Linked DNA regions of Homo sapiens: regions 1, 2 and 4 are each linked to region 3. A link is an interaction called in ENCODE POLR2A ChIA-PET data of the cell type or tissue named here. Cell type or tissue: MCF 10A. All regions are shown on one strand. Region 1 has its middle 7.5 kb from the start of PHLDA3. Region 2 overlaps LAD1 (ladinin 1). Region 3 has its middle 24 kb from the start of PKP1. Region 4 overlaps LOC101929326 (a long non-coding RNA gene).

Region 1 (5,000 bases), 200 kb after region 3:
TGTGTGTCTGTGGGTGTGTGTCTGTGGGTGTGTGTCTCTGTGTGTGTCTGTGTGTCTGTGTGTGTCTGTGTGTGTGTGTGTCTGTGTGTGTGTGTGTCTGTGTGTGTGACAGACCTCTGTGATGGGCTCCCCATTGCCTACGGAAAGAAGCCCACACCCCCAGCCCACTTCTTCTGTGTGTGGCTGTTGTTCCTCAGGTTCTGTGCACACCATTTTTGTCTCCTGTCCCATCTCACCTTCTCTGGTCCTGGCACCTTTGCACATGTGATTTCTTCCACCTGGAACGCCATCCCTCCTCTCTCTGATGGTCAGAATTATACGCTCCCTTAAAAGGGCCAGCTCAAATGTTCCCTGCACCTCCATCCTACCTCCTATAGTTCTGCCTGCACCTTACTGTCCTCCTCCTTTTGCATGCTGCCCTCTCTGGCTCAGTTACCTTGGGAGCTCTTTAAAGCCAGGGTCTGGGTGGGATGGGCTTATGCCCCTGTGCAGCAAATACTCACTCATGCTTAAGAAAGCACTGAAGTTGGGTTGAGTTAAAGTGAGTTGCAGTTGGCTTCCAGTAGGGCCCCCAGAGCTGACTGGAGAGCCCCCAAGAGACCCCTGGCTATCTTTCTTCTTTGCAGCTGGGGGCCTGGGTCTCTCCCCTGAGATGGCAGGAAATGCTGATGACATCTGAGTCACTGATGGGTGATGCCCCAGGGCTGTAGCGCTGTTGCCCACAGGCTTGTACTCTGTACGGTCCCATTCAATGGAGCCGAGTGCTGTGGGCAGAGCTGACTGGTGAGATCATGAGGATGGGTTTTACAAGGCCTCCTGTCCCTGGGGCAGTGGGTAGGGTGGCCAACTACCACAGTTTGCCTAGGACTGAGATGCTCCTCCGGATGCAGAACTTCCAGTGTTAAAACTGGAGAATTCCAGGCCAACCAGGCTGGTTGGTCAGCCAGCAAGCAGGGCATGAGTGCTGCCTCTAGGCCTCTGGGACCAGGATTGCCGCCACATGGGATCACAGCTTCTGATCCCTTGAGCGTTTGTCCCTGCAGGCTAAGGTGACCCTGTGCCCAGGTCCTTAGACAAAGAGCATCTCAGGCCAATACAGCGACAAGGTTCTGAACCTGGAACACCATTTATTCCCCCAGAGTTCTCACTGCTCCTTCATAACCAGGAAGGAGTCCATCGGCTCTTCTAGGCTATTTTCACCACAGGCCTAGCTCTCGTGAGCATGCACAGAGCCTCCCAGGTCATGGGGCACATCTCTGGGTCCTTTCCTGTAGTTAATCTCCACCCTTGTTTCAGGACTTGGCTCCAGTCATCCTCTCCATGAAGCCTCCCCTACCCCCAGCCCACAGACCATTCCCTTCTCTGCCCTCTCGGGGCTTGATCCTCACCAACTCTCTCTCTTCTGACCTCCTTTCTCCCAGCAAAATGCTGGGTTCATTCACTTACTTATTTACTCACAAACAGTAAGAATCTATTTGGTGTTGGGTTAAGAGCACTTACCTAGAGTCCCACTGTGACCACATTGACTCCTGGCTCCACCACTTAGCTGCTATGTGACTCTGAACCAGCCACTTAACTTCTCTGGGCCTCAGTTTCTTAATGTAAAATATGGGAGTCGTGATAATCGCACCTACCTCACAGGGTTGTTGAAACGTTACATGATTTAAGAATTGTATAGGCTGGGCATGGTGGCTCATGTCTGTAATCCCAATACTTTGGAAGGCTGAGGCAGGTGAATCGCTTGAGCTCAGGAGTTCAAAATGATGAAACTCCATCTCTACAGAAAATACAAAACCAGCTAAGCATGGTGGTGCACGTCTGTGGTCTCAGCTATTCAGGAGGCTGAGGTGGGAGGATCACTTGAGCCCAGCAGCAGGTCAAGGTTGCAGTGAGCTGAGATCATGCCACTGCAGTCCAGCCTGGGTGACAGAATGAGACCCTGTCTTAAAAAAAGAAAATTTTTTTTTACAGTTCTTGGGTCAATATCTTGCACGGAGTAAACACTATATACCACTTGTCATTTTTATTATTAGAATCTACTATTTGCCAGGTACTCTGAGGCACCAGGAATATACAAATAACAAGTGCAGAAACTGACCAGTCTAGTTGGACAGGCAGACGCATAAATCAGCAATCACAAGGCAGTGTGACTAATAGAGGAGGTATGGCAGCACAGAGAGAAGTGAGCAGTTACTCAGCCTGCCTTGTAGGCAGGGCACTCAGAGAAGCTTCTCAGAGGTGGTGACATGAGAGAGAGCTGAGCCAGTGATACAGAAGCATGTAGCAAGAGTGGGGGTACACTGGCCTGGCAGTGTGAGGCAGCTTTCCCAGGTCCTGGAATGGGGGTGGATTGCATGCTGGGGCCGGGCGTGGAGCACGTAGAGACAAACACTGGAGAGATAGCCCTGATAGTGGAGAGAAGACCCTTTTGACAAGTGGGCATCCTCCCAATGCAGTGGGGAAAGCGCTGGCAGTTTTAGCAGAAGAATGAATTGAATTCTGGACAGATCACTTCGGTGAACCATGGTGGACCCACTGAGGCAGGAGACTGAGGGAGGTGAAACCAGGGCTCTCTGTGCAGCCTTACAGTATGTTCCTGTATAGCCAGTCTTGCCAGGGTCCTTGGGTCCTGGCCCTGGTGTGACAGCTGCCCACAGTACCTATACATCCCCAACAGACTTCAGGATTGCACACGGTAACGCCCTGTCTATCTGCCCCTACTCCTTCCTGCTGCGATTCCAGCTCATGGACTCTCACTCTGGCTCTCCTCACTGGTCTCCATTCTCACCCTTGCAACAGGCTCACTCTTGCTAAAGCCTTAGCTCCCAACCCCAGCTCACCCTGACCACAGCAAGCCCATCCCTTCTCCCTCGGTCTCCCCACCCCACCTCATCGGACTCCCAGCTGCCTGGCTGAGACTTGCCCTGTCTCATGTTCCCATGGATGACTCACGTATCGGGTGGGGGTGAGGCCACGCTGGGGCTGCCGAAGCATGGGGAGAGTTGGTGGCAACAGCCCTTCCCTGGCCTCACAGGCCCAACTGAGCAAAGGTTTTCCATCTCATGCATGTCTGCTGGCACTATCAGAGCCTGTTTGTGCCCCCAAAGAGGTCTTGACCCTACTCTGAGGTCTAGCCAAGCCTTCCCGGGGTAAGGGCCTTTGCTCCTTCTTGGAAATTCAAAGTCATGAAAACCAGAGCAGTGAGAACACCCGTGAACCCAGGAAGCAGGATGGCCCCTCCTCCATCAGAGAGGCAAAGACTCCCCAAAGAGGTCACGGATCTTTTTTAAAACCTGGTCTTAGCCGGGCACGGTGGCTCACGCCTGTAATCCCAGCACTTTCGGGGGCCAAGGCGGGTGGATCACAAGGTCAGGAGTTCGAGACCAGCCTGGCCAACACACTGAAACCCCATCTCTACTAAAAATACAAAAAATTAGCCAGGCCTGGTGGCGGGCGCCTGAATCCCAGCTACTTGGGAGGCTGAGGCAGGAGAATTGCTTGAACCTGGGAGGCGGAGGTTGCAGTGAGCCGAGATCGTGCCATTGCACTCCAGCCTGGGCAACAGGGCAAGACTCTGTCTCAAAAAGCAAAACAAAACAAACAAAAAAGAAAAAACCAACAACAACAACAAAAAACCTGGTCTTGAACCCCAGACCTCTGTGCTGTGAGGGCTCTTAGGATACTCAGACAGCTCCCAGGCTCTTACAAATGATAGTAAATGATCACCCCATTGCAACCACCAGCCCCTACACTGCTGCATACCTAGAACTGCGTTCTAGGGTCTGTGTCAAGGGCTCTAACAGCAGCAGACTCTTCAAGGGGCTGGGACTCTCCTAGCAAGAGAAACGGAAGCTGGGTTTGGTCAAGAACCAACATACTTTAAACCAACAGGGCTGGTGTTCCAAAAAAGCAGAGTGCCAGAAACTAGAGCCTGCTTCCCCCTCCACCCTCCACCTGCCCTCTGCCCTTGATGTCTCTCATACTATACCCTACACTGCCCTTTGCAGCCAAGCTCTGAGAATGACCCCTAGTGCTGGACAGAGAAAGTATTGCCCAGTGCTCCCCTGGCGCCTGGTGGCCAGTTCTATGGGCACCAGTTAGCACTGACTGATGTCACCAGAACCTGGCTCCTTGAGGCAAGGACTGGATCTTGTCTTTCTCTTCTGCATCCCCAGAGTCGAGCACAGTGCCTAGCCTGTAAAGGCATTTAGTTTGCTGGATGTCTTGCCTCTCAACCCCATCTGTTCACTAACACTCCCCTATTTCGTTTTTGTTGTTGTTGTTGTTGTTGTTTTGAGATGGAGTCTCACTGCCGTCACACAGGCTGGAGTGCAGTGGTGCTATCTCCGCTCGCTGCAACCTCCACCTCCAGAGTTCAATCGATTCTCCTTCCTCAGCCTTCCGAGTAGCTGGGATTACAGTCGTGCACAACCACACCCAGTTAATTTTTGTAGTTTTAGTAGAGACGGGGTTTCGCCTTGTTGGCCAGGCTGGTCTCAAACTCCTGACCTCAGGTGATCCACCCGCCTTGCCCTCCCAAAGTGCTAGGATTACATGTGTGAGCCACCGCGCCCGGCCCACTCCCCTATTTCTGAGTGCCTGGATACGTCTTTTCCTTATGCCTGAACCCCCACCATCAGTTACCCTCCGGTTTGATTGAAGAGCAAAGATTCTATTTTTTTTTCTTTTTTTTCTGAGATGGAGTCTTGCTTTATTGCCCAGGCTGGAGTGCAGTGGCGTGATCTCGGCTCACTGCAAGCTCCGCCTCCCGGGTTCACGCCATTCTCCTGTCTCAGCCTCCCGAGTAGCTAGGACTATAGGTGCCTGCCACTACGCCCGGCTAACTTTTTTTGTATTTTTAGTAGAGATGGGGTTTCACCGTGTTAGCCAGGTTGGTCTCCTGACCTCGTGATCCGCCTGCCTCGGCCTCCCACAGTGCTGGGGTTACAGGCGTGAGCCACCGCGCCCCGCCCAAAGATTCTATTTTAGAGGCTATTTAG
Region 2 (5,000 bases), 140 kb after region 3:
CTGACAAATGTGGAACAGCAAGTAAGTGTCAATTTCAGGGGTGCTGGGCTCTCCTCCTCCCTAGAAATTACAAAACTTCTGCCTCGATGCCGAGGCGCACAAAGGGGGAACAAAGCCCACTCCTCCCCCAAAGGCAATCTGCCCAGCTGTCTGCCCAGGGAAGGCGAGTGCCTGCCCATCACCCCAAGGGGAAAGGAAGTGCCTTTGGAGGAGAACCTTCCAGACCCTCCCAATTCTGCCAGCAGGGCAGCTCTTCCTGGTGAGAACCTCAATCCCTCCTGTCAGTCACACCTCTACTTCCTCAGGGGAGATGGAGAGGCGCCCAAATCAAACTATCCCCCTATGGCCTTGGCCACGGAACTTAAACAAGATTCCCCTGGGCCTCTGCATGACTGCTGTGAGCTCTGGGTATTTGTAGATTGAACATTCATCATTCATTCATCCTTCATTCACTACACACAAACAGATGCTCTCTTATAAGGCAGGCTCCAAAGTCCCACCTCTCCTTGGTTTTCTTATTCAGATTTAGAAACGCCAACTTCTGCTGGCTTACACGTGAGGCCACACCTCCAGCTCCCTCCTCTGGATGCACCCCGTCCCTTGTCCATAGCCTGGAAACAGCTCTTGCCCTCCAAAGCTGAGGGATCCAAATACTGGGGAAAGTGGCCCACAAAGCCCAGAGTGCCTCTCCCCTGACCACACCCACAGCTGGCTGAGCTGGAGCCTCCAGGGTTCCTGGGTCTTGAGCCACACAGCTCCCACATGCCACCCTCAGCCCTTGGGGAAGTGGCCTATTTGTTTATCCTCCTGTGGGGCCCTGGATGGTGCATGAGCACTCAGAGCCTGGTCTCCTGGGGGTCTCCAGGGCTCAGCTGCAGGACTCAGAACCCAGGGATCCTTGAGTGTCCCCAAGCTTTATACTAAGACCCCATAGCTCACCCAAGGTGATGTGGCCACCGCCCCTGCTGCTTGGGAATCATGGGGCTGCCTTCAACCCTGACACCTGGCAAAACATGAGTCCCTTCAGCAGCACCACCCCACCCTGGGGAGAAATGTTATCTCCAATAAGCACAAGTTATGAGGATAAAAATGGAAGGGAGGGAAGGGCAAAGCCCAGTCCCCAGGAGGGGACTCAGTGGGTACAGCTGTTGAAACCCCAGTAATAAATTAAAAAACTGAGGGCTCAAAACAGTGTTAGGCACTTCTTGAACATGGTGAATAACTAAAGGAATAAGGGGGGAAGTGAGCACACTAACGTGGAAGTGCTTACTCTAACACCAGTCACTGTTCTAATACCCCTGGCATTCATCTTTACAACAGCCACTGGGTGCGGTGGCTCATGCTTGTAATCCCAGCACTTTGGGAGGCCAAGGCGGCCGGATCACTTGAGGGCAGGAGTTCGAGATCAGGCCGGCCAACATGGTGAAACCCCATCTGTACTAAAAATAGAAAAAAAATAGCTGGGTCCGTGGTGGCGGGCGCCTGTAATCCCAGCTACTCAGGAGACTGAGGCATGAGAATCACTTAGAACCCAAGAGGTGGAGGTTGCAGTGAGCCAAGATCATGCCACTGCACTCCAGCCTGAGTGACAGAGTGAGACTCTGTCCATCTCGTATATAAAGAAACTGAGGCTCAAAAGAGTTAACAACCTTCCCACGATCGCACAGCTAATAAAAACAAGAAACCAAGATTTAAACCTAGGTCAGCCTCTCAAAAGCACCTACGCTTAACCATCATACCAAGTGCCAGAAAAGGTATGGCCAGGGAGGGCTGGCCCTAACCCAGAGGGAGCTCAACAGCTGAACCTTCAAGGGAGGGAACAGAGGCCCAAGAGGGCATCTGAAGGTGTGGTATTCCCTACCCCAGGACAGGCTGGGGCCCAGGGCAAAGCCTGGGAGCCTGGGAGGGCAGAGGTTTGGGGAAACCCCGTGGCCCATGCAACATTGACCTTCAAGCCCCAGAGCCAGGCCCAGGGTGAAACCTACAGGCCCGAACAGCTGCGGAGGCTCAGCTGCTCCTACTAGCTGAGGCCACAGCCCCAGGCAGCTGCCTACCACTCCTTCCCTCTAGACAACCCTTTCCCCCACCTCCTGGCCTTCATCTGGGGACACATGTCCCTCTCGGTGTCTCCATGTAATGCTGCTATCCTCCTCCCCACTCCAGACTTCAACTCCATCCTTTGGGGATGGGGATCCTCTTTTTCTCTTAAATAATTCTAAAGGACATTCTGCCGTTACTCACTAGAGAGCTTGTTTTGACCTCTACCCTGGGAACTTTCTTCCTGAAGTCTAACTTCCATCTATTCTGCAGCAACTGATGGCAGGGATTTAAGTGAAGTGGTTGTTAAAAGTCATATTTAGCAGTACAAGCCATTTTCCCAAATTGAATCATAGACAGAAGCCCATTATACAACAGATTAAGGCTCAGCTGCCCTGCTTAAAGCTGGGAGAGGGTGAGAAGGCTGCCCCAGATGCATTTTGTGGAACCCTGGGGCTCAAGGAGCATAATTTGCAAATCTTGGGGACTGGGGTTAGGGAAGGGAGGACAGAGGAGGGTTGGGGGATCATGCCCATGACCTTGGCCAGTCTCCTGCACCTGAGCAGGGCAGGCCTTAAGTTCCCCTTCTGCATGGTCACTGTGGGGGGTAACTCAGGTCTCTTCCAGCCCCAAAGGTCTAGGGAGAGGTGTCTGGAGAACCCAGGGCAGCGATTGGAAGTAGGAGGGCGGCTCAAGGCCCAGGCAGGGAAATGATTAACCACTGGCTGTTCAGTCCCAGGCACTCTCAGATCCACCCCTCACCCCCTGCAGACAGGCCTGGCCCAGCCTCACTGGTCACCAGGCCAGTCCGGGGAGAAAAGGACAAGGCCTCTGACCAGGGCACCCAGCCAGCCAGCTCACCACTGCCCCCCCAATCCCAGGGTTGGAAGACTTGAATCTCTGCTCCATGCCAAGGATGGGCTGCAGGCTGGCCCCCAGCTACCCACCCACCTCTCCATCCACCTCCCCACCTGGGACCGTGCTGTCACACCCTAGCACGGTCCTCCCCAGCCCAGGAGGCTCTGTTGACAGTGACTCACAGCCCTTTCCTGCCTGCCCGCTGAGGCTTGTTCACCCAGGGAGCGGAGCGGGAGCGGTCCTCTGTTCCAGGTGCCTCATCAGGGTGACTGTTGGCAGCAGCTGCGTCTGCCCACAGGGCTCTATGAGGGCTGGGACCCGGCAGGGAGGGCAGGCCAGGGGCCCCTGTGGCAGGACTGTTCCCCAGAGCTTCCTGGCACTTACCCTGGACATCTTGTGGGAACTTGGCTGTAGCCACATGAGTCCATGTCCATCTGAGCAGTGGACAAGCTTAGGCCAGACCTTGCTCCCATTTTCAAAGTTCCAGTGCCCCAGCTGCCTCCCCACACACACACACCCCCCCATGCATATCCAGGCATGCTTTCAGACACAAAATCACATATATCCCACCAGACTATGAACTTCTGAAGAAGGAGTGTCTGGTTTGTATTTTTAACCCAATGCACAGTACTGAGGTCTTCAATAAACAGTTCAACTGAACATATGCAGACTGACAAACTCAAGACTCAGCAACATAAGAACCAGCTCCCCACACAGATGTGTCATCTCTTCATAGGCCATAAACACACTTGTCCACAAGTATGCCACACACACACACACACATAAGCATACATTCATAGGCACAGGTAGGCCCACATCTAGAAGCAAAGACACTCCCACATCAACCCCCAGGCACACTGACCCACATGCAAAGTCCAAGACCTTGACTCCTCAGCCGCACCCTCAGCATAGACCTTCCTCTATAGCAGCCTGGGTTTCTTTTCCAGAGCACTGAGTTCCCTCCATTCGTGGGGCTTACCTTTTCCCCTCTCTAGAGCCCATGGGCTGCCCACAGTGCTTCAGAGCACTGTGAGGTCTTGAGGGTCTGGGGAGGTGGCCCCCCAGTCCCAGGCGATGAGCTGCTATGGAGAGGCTAAGCCTGAGACAATGAGGTAGTTCTGGAGCCCTTATTAAGGGAGGGCAGGAGCGGGGTAGAGGACATACTAGAGCACTGGAAAAACCTGTGAAAGATGCCTTGCTGGGGAAAGCCTACAGGACCCAAATGGCTGGAGGGTCTGCACCTGGCAGAGATAGCCCTGGCTCAGGAAAGGCCAAGACCCAAATGCCCACCTGGGAGGAGCTAAGAGGCTAATATCTACCTGGCTAGAAAGGGATCAAAAGAGCAGGCTCCAGCTCTGGGCTACCGCAGGAGCCTCAGTTTCCTTAGGGACAAGATGGGGGACGGGGGCGCCCAGTGGAGGAATGAGGTGAAAATGCTCACAGGGGGCCTTCTTGGCAGAGGTGCAGGGTCGCTCCAAGAGAAGTCGCTAGAGGTCACCAATCTCCATGAGGGGTGCTGCCTTCTGAACACCCGCCTTCCCCAGGCCTCTCGGACCCTGATGGGATGTCCAGCAGGCAGGGGTAGGATGCCTCATCCCCGACCCTTTAGGAGACCAGTGTACAAGTAAAGATTGCAGCAGCACAGATGGGGATGGCAACTATCTTAAGGTTCCCAGCCCAGATGCCACCCCAAAATGCCATGCTGAGATTCTGAGCGTCCTTAGTGGGAGACGGGTCTGCTTCCCTCCAGTCCTCTTCACTGACCCCTCCAAGACGGCTCTCCCTGCTCCCCCTCCCAAGAGGGGCTGTGGGACACCTCCCAGGGGTCCTCTCCGCCAGAGACACACGGGGGCAGTGAGAGAGGCTTCTCTCAGGAATGAGGCTTGGAGGTTACTCCTGAACACCTCCACAATCCCCCAAAACGTTCCTTCCTGCTTCCACCTTCCACAGGGGGGGCCATATCCCAGCGGGCGTCCAGACTGAGGACCAGCCTTCCCCTAAGCACCCTGTGTGGGGCCTCAGGCCCCGAGGGGAGAAGACCCACCCTGTAACCTCAGGGGTCCCGAGTTTGGCCCCAATCCTGTCTCCCGCGAGTCGCAGCAAGA
Region 3 (5,000 bases):
GTGAGATGGAGTGACGGAGTGAGATGGAGTGATGGAGTGAGATGGAGTGATGGAGTGAGATACAGTGATGGATTGATGGAGTGATGGAGTGAGATGGAGTGATGGAGTGAGGTGGAGTGATGGAGTGATGGAGTGAGATGGAGTGATGGAGTGAGATGGAGTGATGGAGTGAGGTGGAGTGATGGAATGAGGTGGAGTGATGGAGTGAGGTGGAGTGATGGAGTGATGGAGTGAGATGGAGTGATGGAGTGAGATGGAGTGATGGAGTGAGATGGAGTGATGAAGTGAGGTGGAGTGATGGAGTGATGGAGTCAGATGGAATGATGGAGTGAGATGGAGTGCTGGATTGATGGAGTGATGGAGTGATGGAGTCAGATGGAATGATGGAGTGAGATGGAGTGCTGGATTGATGGAGTGATGGAGTGAGATGGAGTGATGGAGTGATGAAGTGAGATGGAGTGATGCAGTGAGATGGGGTGATGGAGTGATGGAGTGCGTTGGAGAGATGGAGTTGGAGTAATGGAGTGAGATGGAGTGATGGAGTGAGAGTGAGTGATGGAGTGATGGAGAGAGATGGAGCGATGGAGTGAGATGAAATAATGGAGTGATGGAATGAGATGGAGTGATGGAGTGAGATGGAGTGATGGAGTGATGGAGTGAGATGGAGTGATGGAGTGTCATGGAGTGATGGAGTGAGATGGAGTGATGGAGTGAGATGGAGTGAGATGGAGTGATGGAGTGAGATGGAGTGATGGAGTGAGATGAACTGATGGAGTGAGACGGAGTGATGGAGTGAGATGGAGTGATGGAGTGACATGGAGTGATGGAGTGATGGAGTGAGATGGAGTGACATGGAGTGATGGAGTGATGGAGTGAGATGGAGTGATGGAATGACATGGAGTGATGGAGTGATGGAGTGAGATGGAGTGATGGAGTGACATGGAATGATGGAGTGATGGAGTGAGATGGAGTGATGGAGTGATGGAGTGAGATGGAGTGATGGAGTGAGATGGAGTGATGGAGTGAGATGGAGTAATGGAGTGATGGAGTGAAATGGAGTGATGGAGTAATGGAGTGAGATGGAGTGATGGAGTGAAATGGAGTGATGGAGTGATGGAGTGAGATGGAGTGATGGAGTGAGATGGAGTGATGAAGTGAGATGGAGTGATGAAGTGATGGAGTGAGATGGAGTGATGAAGTGAGATGGAGTGATGAAGTGATGGAGTGAGATGGAGTGATGGAGTGATGGAGTGAGATGGAGTGAGATGGAGTGATGGAGTGAGATGGAGTGATGGAGTGATTGTCTCACCCCCTCAGGCTGCTGCCTGCTGTCTCCAACCTCCACTTTTGGGGAGTAGGGTGCCCTGCAAAGCCCGGAACCCTACAGCTAAGGCCAAGCCCTGCTAGCCTGCACTCTCACCCCCAATGGTTCTCTGTGGAGCTCCCGTCCCTGTGTGGACATCCCCCTTTACCCAGGAAGCTCAGCCCTGTCCCTCTGTTCCCCTCCTCTTCTCAACCCATGAGTGATTCACAGCCCCAGGGGCCTGTTCCCCGCTCTTGAGGTCTCTAGAGCACCCTCGTAGCTAATGGCTGGGCTGTGGAGGAGACACATCCTAAGGCAGAAGCCCACCCTCCTCGGCCACTTCCCTGTTCTGAGGGCCACTCGTATATTGGCTGAGGAGCAGTTCTACCGTCCACAGCGCAGTGGACTTTGGGCGCCTCCACCTGGTGCTGAGTGCGCACGACCGCTCTGCTGTCCCATTCATCTCTGATGTTGGCTTCAGCCGGTGCAGCCCACTCGTAGCCCAAAAGCTGGAAAAACGTGTGTGTTGGCCTGGGAGCAGTGGGCACTGGGCGAGGTGTCAGGGCAGAGCTGGAGGGAGGCAGGGCTGCAGTGGGGGGCAGTGGAGGTGGCATGGCACTGCACAGCACAAAGATGGCCCTAGAGGCTCCAGGCCAACCCTCTCCTGTTTCTAGACTTGCTGCTCCCTGACACTGGGAAGAGGAAAGGCCCCCAGTTCTGCTGACCTTACCGTTTTCAAACTCCTTCCTGACAATTGGAGGAGGGTTTTATTTTTTTAATGATTAAAAAAAAAATCAGTGAGTTGGTTCATATTGGCTCAACCTGGCAGTATCACGGGCACTGCCGAATCCTGAGCAGCCCCAAGAGCTGGGGACTGCCTTGGGCCACTCTGCTCCTTCTCTGGTGGCTTTCCCCCTAGAGGTCGACAGCGTGAGCCTCCCTCCTGGAGCTGGGGGAGGCTGGGCTTGGGAACGTTACCAGGACAGCTCAGCAGGGGAAGATGGCAGGGGCCAGTCATGCCTCGTCATGGCAGTTACAAGGTTAGGGAGGGCAGAAGGCGAGTTTGGCCAGGGAGGCCTGGGTGGGGGAGCTCTCACCTGTTATAGGTAAGAGGGGTGTGGCCTGGTTGTTTGGGGGCTGCGGTGGCGGATCCGCCCCTCCCCCAGGCCTGGCCTCGCCCAGAGAGCCGCCCTCTTCCGGGAACCTCCTGCTCCGGAGCCAGGAAGGGCTGCCCTTTCCCCACCAGGAGGCCAGGCACGAGCTCCACCAGGGTGTGGACCCCCAGGGAAAGTGCGCCAGGTGCCTGGGATGCTCAATGGGGGACTTGTTCCAGGACTGGGAGGCTGGCGGGGTGGGGGCTGCTGCTTCCCTGGAGCAGCACCTGTCCCCCACCCCCACCTCCCGCGTCAGTGGAGCTGTTGGCGCTTGCACCCGGCTTCCCAAGCGATGAGACACGGCTCCCAGCCAGCCGCCCCAAGCCGCTGGCGGCTCACATCCTGTCATCTGGGGCAGCTCCGCAGAGTGCTCCCAGAGCCCCTCTCTGCAAATGGCCTGTGCCTGCCCCAATTTCCCTCTGCAAGAGGGAGGCCCGTTGGTGGACTGGAGGGAAATGAAGCTGCGGGCGGACAGATCCTCCTCCACCAAGTCAGGGGCGTATTCTCCCAGCCTCTTCCCCAGACCCTGAGGGTGTGGCTGAGGACGGGAAAGGGACCAAGAGCTAACTGGCCTGCGCCCAGCCTGGGGGCAGGTCTTGGTGTGTCCTCCAGCCTGGAGAGAGGCCTGTGCGGAGGGAGGGTTCTGGCAAAAATGTGCACACGCAGATGGGTTCTGGCAAAAATGTGCACACGTCTGACCTGAGCTTCCTGACACAGAACCCATCCGGGCACCTCCGGGGGCCGCTGCTGGGACGGGCAGCCACACCCATCTCTCCGTGGTGTGATGGAGTCCTTTCTTTGCCTTTGTGCAGGAGGCACATACCTACCTGGTGGTCCCCACTCAAATCTTTCTCCTTCCTAGTGTCTCCCTCAGGTGATTTTTTAAGTCATTGATGTTACATTTTACATACAATAAAATGCTCAGACTGTAAGTGTATATCTTGATGAATTTTGATGAATGTATAAAATTCAAAATACAGCACATTCCCATACCCTGAAAGTCTTTCTCTGTAAATAGTGACTTGTGTTACAATCACCTTCGCATCCCACCAGCACCTGGCACCGGGCACCAGTCTGTGCATGGAAACCCTTTTCTTGATTGACTTGCCTTCCTTGTACACAGGCACCCCTCACGCTCTGTTCCTATTAGAGGGGATCTCTGGGTACCCAGGCTTATGTTCAGAGACTTCCATGAGTGTAGGACAACCCCATTGCACTCAGAGAGTCCAGGCTGAATCCACTCCCCATGTTCTTGGCACTCCCTGCCTCTGAGCTCTATACGTACTCACCCCTGGCGAGATGCCTCCCTGTGCCCACAGAATCCAGGAAGGTAAGGAGCCAGGAGCTGAGTGCCCTGCCTGAGCCAGGGGTGTTGATAGCTGAGTCTGAACTCCACCCAGGGAAGCTGTGGGGCATTAGTTAGCAGCCCCCTTCCCCCAGCACTGGAGTGAACCCGCTCGTAGCCACAGAGCTCTGGCTTCGTTGCTAGGCTCTGCACCTCCTTCTCTCTATGATCTTGGGCAAGGCCTCCATTTCCCCAATCTGTAAAATGAGGAGGTTAGAAAGAAGTGACCTCAAACTCTCAAGGCATCAGAAATTTCAAACAATGCTATTTGGAACCTGAAGGCATAAAGCAGACAAAAGTGAAGCCACTCCGAATTAGGCAAGAAGGGTCCAGAACCCCACCCACCAGGAGCAACCTTCTCCCTCTTCCCCCAGTAGCTCCAGTGAGATCCTTGTGTTCCACAACATATGCTTTGAAGTTCCTGGTAGTGGGGCCTTGCCTCAGAGAGAGGCACATGGATCCCAGGCTCTGCCGGGCACCCCAAAAGACCCATCACTGTGAGCAAGGGGGTGATGGTGGGTAGGCTCTCCCTAGCATGGAGCATTCACCATGTGCCATGAGTCTTTATGACCTAATTTCATTCTCACAACCATCCCAAAAGCAGGGGTTACTACCCCATTTTACAGATGAGGCTGTACATTGAGAGAGGAGAGAGGTAGGTACATGCCTGGGATTATGCAACTGGCTGGTGGCAGAAACCCTGCGCCCTCCAGGAATGTCAGGTTGCGATGAGGAGCCCGGGAGAGTGGGCGAATCCTGGTCTGGATGGGCGTCTCTGTTGAGTTGGGAGATTTACATCACCCAGCAGTCACTCAGCAAGCATGCCAGGCATGAAGTGAGGAGTCTGTGTCATGGGAGGAAGGGGTAGTCTTTGTCCAGCAGCTGTTGTCACCAGGAAGGCTGACTGTTGTGATTTCCCACCCTCAGGACAGCAGGAGGGAGCTTACCTTCTTTCAGGAACTCTATGACCAGGCAGGCCAGCTTCCCTGGTGGGGCCTGAGAGTGGCCGGGGGAAGGGGTGGTGGAGGGAGAGTGGGGATGGGCTGTGGTGAAAGACAGGGCATCAGTGGACTGAGGACACCTGGAGTGGCAGGTGGGGAGCAGAGGACTGGGCCCTGAGCAGTTGGGAGCTGCTCTTTGGGCGAGAAGGAGCTCTCCAGGCCTCCCTGAAGGTCTCCAGGTCTCAGGCTCTTTCTAG
Region 4 (5,000 bases), 94 kb after region 3:
CCTCTGGCCAATGCCTATGAATCCTTTAGTTTTCAACTCAGTGATATCTTCCACAAGGACGCTTTCCCTCATCCAACACCTCCGTTTAAGTTATGTCCAACCTGTTCTCTTTCACAGCACACTGCTGTTTTCCTCTGGGTTTCTCTTTTTACAATTTGAGACCCAGGCACTGCATATGTATATCTATATCTGTACATACATGTGTCTGTGTCTATGCATATATGCATGTATGTATCCACCTATCTCTATCTATCTACCTTCCTCCCATCTATCTACCTATCTCTTTTCTATCTGCTATCTATCTATCCATCTATCCATCTGTCACCTATCTCTATCTCCTATCTATCTATCTATCTATCTATCTATCTATCTATCTATCTATCTATCATCTATCTATCTATCCAGTGATCTAATGTCTGTTTAATACTTTTCTCCTCTTGTTTATGAAGGTAGGAAACAGTCTTGGTCTGTCCTCAGGTATAACCCTGATAACTAGCCAGTACCTAGAATAGAGTATGTGTTTAATAAATATGTGTTGGATTTACACAATGACTGAACCAATGTGTCAGTGACCCCTATTTTCTAATAGAAACATTGGTTATCAAGCAGATTTAATGCTTGCATCGATATGATGTGAGCGAGGTAAACGTATGACCCTTCCAAGATCAAAGGTCTTCTTTTTCTAAAGTTACTATCCTATGGACTTGTTACAGTGCTTTGACAACTGTGAAAGACAATGCAACTCTAATGTGATTAGTTTGCCATATTTTCCCTCTCTGATATTTGATATTTAAAAGATCAAACCTTAAACAAGATCATCTAATTTGAGAATGATTTTTCTCCTGTATTCATTCCCATGCATGGAGGCCACTGGGATCTACGGATGAACAACCCAGGACCCCAGGTCCCAGGAAGTGCCCAGGCTAGATGTAGGGGAGAGATGAGGAAACCACCAACCGCAACTGAGTGGGATGAGGGCTAGGTGAATTCACAAGCCACTTTATATGAGCAAGAGGCAGTGGTAAGATCTTACATTCCTAATTCCAGATTTCCCAGGTGAGTGATCAAATTTTTGCAATAGACAAATTTGAACATTATTTCACACAAGTTTTTCTATGATAAGGATCGATGCACTCGTACTTTGCATTATATAATCAGAAATTATTCAAATATTTGTTGGCTAAAATACAGAAGGGACTTCTTGAAAATATGCTTTTCTTTGTTTCTATCAGATGCCTGACTTGATTTGGTAGGAAGTGTACCATTCAAATAATTTTAACATTGTAATAAAAATACAGTAATCAGGATCCTGCCCTGTATGACCTTGGATGAGTCACCTAACTTCTCTGAGCCTCAGTTTCCTTGTGTATAAAATGGAGTTATTATATAGGACCTAATTTTGCATGTTACTGTAATTAGAGAGTGGACATAAATTACGTAACATAGTATATGGCACACGATAGGTGCCTAATATATGGAGGCAAATATCATTTGTTAGTATTATCATGTAGCTGGCTTACAAATTATGCCAAGTGTCTCCCAGCAGAAACCACTGCTCACCACATCACCTGGGCCTGAACAGGTGGGAGATGTGGGGCCAGAGGAGTCTCTGTGTGAAGTTCAGAGGGAAACACTGCTTTGTCTATTGCCCCCAGGTAGAAGTGAAGTGACCTTCTGCCTTTATCTTCATCAACCTGCATTCCTAGCTGGCATCATCTTCTGGGAATTGGCAGGGTACGGATGGGTGGGGAGAGGACGGGGTGAGGCAGCTCATCCTAAACAGGTCTCCCTGTCCCACATTTAGCAAACCCAGCACAATCTCAGCACCTCTCAGCCTGGGAATCACACCACCTCTCCCACCCCGCCCACTGCGTTCCTGAAGAGCAGCCCCAGCCTAGCCCCAGGCTTCTTCAGGTTTGCATTGCTCAGGCCTGGCTTTACGGGGAAAACTGCTTTGGGATTGGGGCGTGCTGCAGGTGTGGCCAGTGTGGCCAAGGCCAGCACTGAGGGCAGGGCCACAGGGCGGAGCTGGGGCTACTTCCCCCAACCCCCGCCCCAGGTCAGGGCGCTCTGCACAAGTATGGAAACATTTTTCTCCTGAGTCTTCATTTGAGAGCAATTTAAATTCCTGTAGATGCTGGGGTGGGAGCTGAGAACCTGGGATGAGCAGGTGGGTGGGGCTGAAGCCCTGGGAACAGTGCCAGGCAGGGAGGTCTGGGCTGGGCACCCAGTCCTGGTTTCTGTGAACCACAGGAGGCCCAGAGTGAATGGGCCTTCAATGTGCGGCTCTTAAGGCATCACCAGAGGCATCGCTGGTGCTCAGGAAGCCCCAGGTGCTCAGGAGGGAGTCCCAAAGGCTTCTTGGAGAAACAGGGACTTCATCGAGGCCCTGAGGAAGGCGGAGGGCAGTTGGATAGGCAGAGACAGAAAGAAGGGCAAGAAAAAGCCATGCAGAGGTGGGAGAGCATAGGACATGCTGGAGAAACAAAAGTAGCTAGCTCCATTTGGCTGAAAAGTAAGGCTGGAGGTAGACTGCAGAGGGTCCCTAAAGCACCTCTGCCACCCCCAACAACAGCCAGATAGGCCCTGCTGGCATCTAGACCCAGGATTCTGCCCACCCTGAGGTTTACTCACTATCTTTGCAGAGTCGAGGGGTAACCCACAGACAAGGTAATGACAGGTGCTTCCATGACCCACAGATCCCCCCAACTACTCTGGGACACAGGTATGGGGTATAATTACTCCCAAGAAGGAGGAGGCTGGCCAATGATTCTCTTGCACCCTGGGTAGAGCCCCACTCAACCCCACCTCTACTGTTCCCTCCAGAGGCCGCCTCCATGTGCTAGACATAGCACATCTCCTCCTGTCAGGTCCCAGGTGGGCAGCTGGAGGGCAGCAGAGAGGGTCAAGCTCCTGGACTCCTGCCCTGTGCCCTCACCCCAAGTCAGCCCACGGGAGGCTCTGATTCTGGCCCAAGCACTGCAATCTGGGGAGATTTGGGATGCTCCTCAATCTACAAGATCCACATGTTAGGAAGAATCCTGGCTCTGGCGTCACATAGACCTGGGTTCAAATCCCAGCTTTGCCACTTACTAACTGAATGGCCCTTGGCATGTTGCCTAAACTCTCTGTACCTCAGTTTCCTCATCTGCAACATGCGGTGTGATCTGGGGACTGTGGATGGTTGGCTGGAGAGAACATATGTAAAGTAGCTGGCCCAGTGCCTGCGTGGGGGGCGCAGAGCGAGAAACACATGAAGGGTATGTGTGCAGGGGGAGAAGACGAGCTGACCCAGATCAGCAGCATTTTCCCCAAATTCACACTTAGTCTTCCTCCTGGTAGGGATGACAGGGCAGACTGGACTTTCAGAGGAGAAGCCAAGCCCAGAGAAGCAAGTGAGTGCCCGTGGCTACACTGTGGGAACATGGGGTCCAGCCTGGTCTCCCCTGCACCCCCAGCCTGCCCCATACCCAACAGGAGCCTATTAGAGAGCCTGGCCCTGAGACCTATCCCTGAGCCCAGCTATTTCCCCCAACCAGGGCAGGTTCCCTGGAAGCTCAGGCCCTGCCCCACCTTTCCCAGAAATCAAGCTGCAGAGTAGGGAGTGGAGCCTGGCCTGGGAACAAGTTCTGGCACCTCCATCCAGACAGTGGCACACGCTGAACCACGTGCCAGGAGGGACAGTCCGTAGCAGCAAATCCCACCCACCCCCAACCCCTGGTGGCCTATCTGGTGAGGGAGAAGACCAGGCCGTGGAATCCAGGAGGAAAGAGGAGCCATTGAAGGGTTCCCTAAAACCACACAGGCAAGGAGGAGCCAGCCCAGACCCAGCATGGGTGAACTCTTCTTCTGCAGACCTTGAGCCCTTGAGAAAGGCTAATAACGTGTTTTCATCCAAAAGGCAGTAGCAGTGGCTCGTGCTGATTACACACTATGCACTAAGCACTGTGCTAGTTGCTGCATGTTTATTTCATTTAGCCTTCATAACAATCCCCATTGTTTAGATAGGGGAACTTCAGCACAGAGAAGGCAAGGAATTTGACCAAAATCCCAGAGCTGGGAAGGGGCAGAGCCAGAGTTTGATGGGAGAAAGTGAGGCTCTAGCTTCAGAGCATCGGGGCTCCAGCTGGAGGAGCTGGATTCCCAGGCGAAGGAGCCCTGGGGGAACACCTTGTTCTCTCCCAGCTCTACCTCTAAAGTGGGCATCACACGAACAAGCTCTGCCCAGGATGCGAGCTTGTTAGGAGAACGAATCTGATGACAGGATGGCGGAAGAGTCTTCACCTCTGACTCAGGGCTGAGAAGAGCCTGCAAGTAATTTTCCCTGAGCATTTGGTGTACACAGGGTGCTGAGAGGCCCATGAGGCAATGGGTCATGGATCGAAAGTACAGTGAGATGGGATCTGAGAGGCATAGAGGGAGGTCCCTGCAGGGGACAGTGGGGACAGTGGGGGTCAGAGTGTCTGGGTGGGCGTCAACTCACCCCGCTGCATCCAGCTCCTCAGTTGTCAGGAGGCCCAGGACAGCTCTTGGCCACTGCTGCACCTTCAACGTTTGGTTCAGGACCATCATAAGCACAAGAATGATGGAAGTGGTGGGTGAACTGAGGAGGGTGTGTGGAGGCCCTATCTGTGAAGCTATCTCAGTGTGTTCTGTGCACACATCCATGATCTTTCTGTTCCCTAGCAATATTATGGGGAGAGCACAGGACCACTTGGTCTGAAGCCCCCACCCTTGCCTTTTGAAATTGGCAGGACTCCCTGCACTGGGCTGATGGACCAGGTGTGCCCCTGCACCCTGACACTCACTTGCTTTCTCCTCTGTCCTGGGATAGGACAAGGTCCCCTTCCCAGGCTCCACTTATGGATTAGTGCTCCAGGTTCCATGCAGACCAGGTGTCTGCAGATCTCCTGCCTAGAGGCAGCGCTTGGGTTAACCTGTGGTGTTCCTCTTAAGATGATGGGATGGGGACCTCAACTGGGTGAGGCCCCCATGGGGGC

The links. Peaks named below come from ENCODE experiments on the same cell type or tissue, not always from the same donor. Only the 100,000 strongest peaks of a DNase experiment are listed, where the experiment ranks them.
Region 1: POLR2A ChIA-PET joins it to region 3 with 15 read pairs; 2 of 35 experiments call an interaction of 5 or more read pairs at or near these places.
Region 2: POLR2A ChIA-PET joins it to region 3 with 15 read pairs; 4 of 35 experiments call an interaction of 5 or more read pairs at or near these places.
Region 4: POLR2A ChIA-PET joins it to region 3 with 68 read pairs; 5 of 35 experiments call an interaction of 5 or more read pairs at or near these places.

What each region holds. Positions count from the first base shown.
Region 1 is chr1:201,459,153-201,464,152 of GRCh38, forward strand. No RefSeq gene overlaps it. Among named protein-coding and RNA genes, the nearest start is that of PHLDA3, 7.5 kb to the right of the region's middle. RefSeq lists an enhancer at 2,427-3,009. In MCF 10A, a CTCF peak has its summit at 4,039; DNase peaks (open chromatin) are centred at 2,189, 2,889 and 4,049.
Region 2 is chr1:201,394,151-201,399,150 of GRCh38, forward strand. All of the region lies in intron 1 of LAD1 (ladinin 1), which reads right to left. Among named protein-coding and RNA genes, the nearest start is that of LAD1, 2.7 kb to the right of the region's middle. RefSeq lists an enhancer at 4,870-5,000. In MCF 10A, no CTCF peak of the experiment used is centred here; DNase peaks (open chromatin) are centred at 3,111 and 3,691.
Region 3 is chr1:201,257,301-201,262,300 of GRCh38, forward strand. No RefSeq gene overlaps it. Among named protein-coding and RNA genes, the nearest start is that of PKP1, 24 kb to the right of the region's middle. In MCF 10A, a CTCF peak has its summit at 2,538 (motif pointing left); DNase peaks (open chromatin) are centred at 2,401, 2,771, 3,041 and 3,751.
Region 4 is chr1:201,351,467-201,356,466 of GRCh38, forward strand. It overlaps LOC101929326 (a long non-coding RNA gene), which reads right to left. Exons shown (of 3, transcript XR_241171.4): 1 at 4,809-5,000; 2 at 4,484-4,545; 3 at 3,949-4,308. Among named protein-coding and RNA genes, the nearest start is that of TNNT2, 24 kb to the right of the region's middle. RefSeq lists an enhancer at 2,058-2,597. In MCF 10A, no CTCF peak of the experiment used is centred here; a DNase peak (open chromatin) is centred at 1,905.